Linked DNA regions of Homo sapiens: region 2 is linked to region 1. The links are chromatin loops, found by intact Hi-C in ENCODE. Cell type or tissue: gastrocnemius medialis. All regions are shown on one strand.

Region 1 (2,500 bases):
TCAATATTATCAGGATAATAACCATCTCCTATCAGCAGCTTGCTCTGTCACTTAAATTATTATTATGACAGCAGATATTCTTGCCTGAATCCCAGTTGCTCACTTTCTTTTTCCTTCTTACTTTTCTTTCCTTAACACACACACAAAGGATTTCCAAATTTCCATTTTTAAAAAGTTGGCTTCTCTAGTTCTCTCCAGAAGGCTACAAACATATCCTCATCTGCGTAAATGTAAGGCACTGCACACATACTTTAATTCCTGAGGTACTTAAAAAATATACATCAACAACCAAAATTCTTCACGAACAGGTTCTTCTAACATATCAGACTCATTTAAGTAAAACTAATCACTCAATATTGTACACAGAGGAAGCAATTCTGCACACTCTGAAGGGCTACTATTTTAATACTGTACAGAAACATAATTAGCATGCCAGCAAAAACTCCATCTTAACAGAAATGAAAGATTCAGAGCAACTAAATCCATCCCTAGGTGCCAGAGCTGACTGTATATTATGGAAGGAAAATACTTTTCGCCTGTGTTTTGAAAGGTCTTCTTTCACCAACTCTCTAACTGAACTGAGATACATATCTTCAGAGCTCTTATAGCCAAATACAGAAATGAAGATTAGAACAAATGTTCAATATTGAAGGTTAGTTCACTAACCTGGGAAGTATAATTATTTGGAAAGTTTATATGATTCCAGGAAAAAGCTGATTTGCCCTGGGCTTAACATTAGTAACTTACAGAAAGTTAGCATGTCTGGCTGGCTGGGAGCAATTCCATTGATGTCTCAGAGTGACATTCTACATTATGGTTCATTAGAATTAGATTATCCAGGTTCCTTTAAGGTGTATTCCATGATGCAATGACAAAATTATTGCTAATTTGGGAAAAATAAGAGTCTCGTTAAGTTTGGGAGAGAAGAGTCTTGATCAAGCTCCCTGAAGGCAAGGAAGTGTTTGCTTGGCATGTATTAATTAATATTTACTGAATGGGCCAGGCACGGTGGCTCACACCTGTAATCCCAGCACTTAGGGAGGCCAAGGCAGGTGGATCACTTTAGGTCGGGAGTTTGAGACCAGCCTGCCCAATAGGGTGAAACCCCATCTCTACTAAAAATACAAAAATTAGTGTGATGGTGCATGTCTGTAATCCCAGCTACTGGGGAGGCTGAGGCAGGAGAATTGCTTGAACCCAGGAGGTGGAGGTTGCAGCGAGCCAAGATTGTGCCACTGCACTTCAGCCTGGGCAACACAGCAAGACTCCATCTCAAAAAAAAAAAAAGTACCAAATGAGTAAACTAAGGATAAAGTGGACCTTGCTTGAAGTAGAAGGATCCAATCTACCCTTGATTCTGGGCAAACTGGAACCTTGAGTGTGTTTGTGTGTGGATGTCTGTGGCACAGGCTTAAAAAGTGAACAATTATAATGATAAGTGAGCCCTCAAAAATGAATGAAGCATGATGAGAAAAATATGCTCCCTTTTGGAAATAAAATGCTCACTTGCTAGTAGTAGATCACTTGTTCGTGGCAAGCTTGAGAGTAAAGGAGGTAATTTACTACCAGTGGGTCTGAGAGACTCTGGGACAAACCAACTTGCTAAACTACCACCCATGTAAAGCAGGGTTAAGTCAACATAGCGTGGCCCCCACAGCCCTGTGCCTTAGTGATCATCATTTACCGTCCAGAGCTGTGCGGCTCTGGGCAGCCATAACTCAGAGCCCCTGCAGCCAGGTAATATTTTCAAGTTCTTCATGAACCAAGGGTTATGCATGACACTTGAATTACAACTGATGTGGGGGAATGATTAGTGATCAATCTAATTGATAGATTACTCTATCTTTGAACTTCAACTCCTTAAGCTTTACATTTGCAGTCAAAATATCTTATTAGTGTCAGAAACTATTTCAGACCTGAGGCACTGGGTGTCATTCATCAACAGGGCATCACTCATTGGTGCTGAAATTGTGATTACTGAGCAACTAAGACTTGAAAGCAGTCACCATTCTGCTTTGCAAATGCAAGAGAGTACGTTTTTTTGAGGGTAACCTTATATTCCATTATCTAGCATATTGCTTCATAATAAGAAAACAACAACAATGGCTAATACAGGTATAATGCTTTACGTGTTGGACATTGTTCTAAAGGCATTACATGTATTAACTTATTTAATCCTCTAAACCCATGAGGTAATACTACTGTCAACATTCCCCCCATTTTACAGAAGAGGAAACAGACATCAGCAAATAAATAAGCAAAGCACGCAGTACGCTAGGTGGTGATGAAGTATGACAGCAATAGTAAAGCAGGGAAAGGCATTAGGGAATGACAGAGGTTGGAAAGGGGCATTGTGCAACTTTAAATTGAGGGCCCAGGAAAAGCCTTGCCAAGAAGGTGACATCTAAACTAAAATCTGAAGGTGGTGAGGAAGCAAACCATGTGATATCTGGAGGGAAAGCATTTAAGAGAGTGGGAAGACAAAACGCAAAGATCTTGA
Region 2 (2,500 bases), 55 kb after region 1:
CACCCAGGCTGGAGTGCAGTGGCACGAGCTCAGCTCACTGCATCTTTCGCCTCCTGGGTTCAAGCCATTCTCGTGCCTCAGCCTCCCAAGTAGCTGGGATTACAGCTTCGCACCACCACACCTGGCTCATTTTTTTGTATTTTTAGTAGAGTGTTTCACCATGTTGTCCAGGCTGGTCTCAAAACTCCTGACCTCAAATGATCAGGCCCACCCTGGCCTCCCAAAGTGCTGGGATTACAGGTATGAGCCACCGCGCCCAGTCTTCAAATTGAGGTCTTAATTGTAACTCTTAAAAAGCTAGAAACGGCGACAAGAGCAAGACTCCGTCTCAAAAAAAAAAAAAAAAAAAAAAAAAAAGAAACCTAAATGTATGTTTTCTGTGTGATACCTTATTTTCATCTTAACATAGTTTCTACTTGTCTGCCAGCCAGGGAGCTGATGGTTTTGTTTTCCTGTCTAAACAGCTTCCAAAGAAGCTTTTCTCAGGCTTATGCCATTCTGGGAAAGAAAACTGCTTTACTGTGCTGTACTCCTTCCCCTGGCCCAAGTTAGGTTGTTACCTCAGAGAGGCTGCTGCTTTGGCCTTGTTCTAATTTTAGTAGGGGTACTGTGAACACAAAAATGTTTACTCTTTAAAAAGAGGAAAGTGACTGAAATTTGAATTGGCAGATTCATAAGGTTCATATAACTAAGGCCCTACGTCAGTTTACAGCAGCCCTGTTACCCCTCAACTATGCTCCAGGTGAGACTTGGATCCCCTCAGTATGAGCATAGGGCTTGGCTGTGAGTTCATCCAACACATCCCCGAGTGCTCCTATGTGCTGTGGAGTGACTGATACCTTTGGATACACCAAGAACAAAATAGGTGCAGCTCCAGGTCCCTCCGCTATGGAATCTGTCCTCACTGCAGCAGTGGCACCCTCAGGGCTGTGCCTTGTACACAGGACTTCTGAAAGGGGAGTGGAAAGGGGTGGTGCTGTTGAGTTACTAATCACCCTATTAGTTGAAAGTGCAGAGTTAATGAACAACTAAGAATTCTAGGTCATTTCATATTTTATTTTAACCTAAATAGTTCTGGGACTTCTTAGGATGGCATTTTGGTACGTGATTAATTTCACTTAAGGCCATTTTAGAATCAGTGGAATTGGCCGGGCGCGGTGGCTCACACTTGTAATCCCAGCACTTTGGGAGGCCAAGGCAGTCGGATCATGAGGTCAGGAGTTCAAGACCTGCCTGGCCAACATAGTGAAACCCTGTCTCTACTAAAAAAAAAAAAAAAATTAGCTGGGTGTGGTGGTGGGCACTGTAGTCCCAGCTACTTGGGAGGCTGAGGCAGGAGAATTACTTGAACCTGGGAGGCGGAGGTTGCAGTGAGCTGAGATCACACCACTGCACTCCAGCCTGGGTGACACAGCGAGACTGTCTCAAAAAAAATAAAAAATAGGCTGGGCCTGGTGGCTCACCCCTGTAATCCCCAGCACTTTGGGAGGCTGAGGTGGGTGGATCACGAGGTCAGGAGTTCAAGACCAGCCTGGCCAACATAGTGAAAACCCATCTCTACTAAAAATACAAAAAAAATTAGCGGGCATGGTGGTGGGCACTGTAGTCCCAGCTACTTAGGAGACAGGCAGGAGAATTGCTTGAACCCGGGAGGCAGAGGTTGCAGTGAGCCAAGATCGTGCCACTGCACTCCAGCCTGGGCAACACAGTAAGACTCTGTCTCAAAATAAATAAATAAAATGAGTTGGAATTGCACCTTACTCAGGGATTAGTTTTTTATAATCGATGTGTGAGGTGAAAACTAATCAAATTACTCTTGAAGCTCTTCAAATTTTGTTTTACTGATAATCTGCAGCCTTAAGACTTATTTGTGTTATAGAAAATGAGTTTTGGCTGGGCGCAGTGGCTCACACCTGTAATTTCAACACTTCGGGAGACCAAAGCGGGCACATCACATGAAGCCAGGAGTTCGACACCAGCCTGGCCAACATGGCAAAACTTTGTCAAAACTATTTTTAAAAATTAGCTGGGCATGGTGATGCATGCCTGTAATCCCAGCCACTTGGGTGGCTGAGGCATGAGAATCACTTGAACCTACGAGACAGGTTGCACAGTGAGCCGAGATCATGCACTCAAGCCTGGGTAACAGTGATATGCACCCCCCCAAAGTTTTTCTTTTTTTCTTTTTTTTTTTTTTTTTTTTTAGAGATAAGGTCTTGCTATGTTGCTCAAGCTAAACTTGAACTCCTGGGATTACAGGCGTGAGCCACTATGCCTGGCCTCAAAATTAAAAAAAAATAAGCAATTTAGATGCTGACCTGAAGTGCTTCTGTCACCTTGTTACAGGAGGCCGCAAATGCTAACTAAGCAAGTTGCAGATGGTCCCACATGACGTTTCTGAATGAAACAGGACACTTCTTACTATTGGAACCATTTTTCTCTGTTTTGAACAGTTGGATAAGGGAAGTCTTGACGTGCTGCCTATGTGTCCGCTGCCCTT

The links. Peaks named below come from ENCODE experiments on the same cell type or tissue, not always from the same donor. Only the 100,000 strongest peaks of a DNase experiment are listed, where the experiment ranks them.
Region 2: it touches region 1 in a loop (2.2-fold over the local background); 4 of 110 quality-filtered maps call a loop at or near these places.

Annotation. Positions count from the first base shown.
Region 1 is chr17:50,701,126-50,703,625 of GRCh38, forward strand. All of the region lies in intron 1 of ANKRD40 (ankyrin repeat domain 40), which reads right to left. Among named protein-coding and RNA genes, the nearest start is that of ANKRD40, 5.5 kb to the right of the region's middle. In gastrocnemius medialis, no CTCF peak of the experiment used is centred here; no DNase peak of the experiment used is centred here; H3K27ac peaks cover 343 bases.
Region 2 is chr17:50,756,363-50,758,862 of GRCh38, forward strand. No RefSeq gene overlaps it. Among named protein-coding and RNA genes, the nearest start is that of ANKRD40CL, 9.9 kb to the right of the region's middle. RefSeq lists a silencer at 726-1,020. In gastrocnemius medialis, no CTCF peak of the experiment used is centred here; no DNase peak of the experiment used is centred here; H3K27ac peaks cover 270 bases.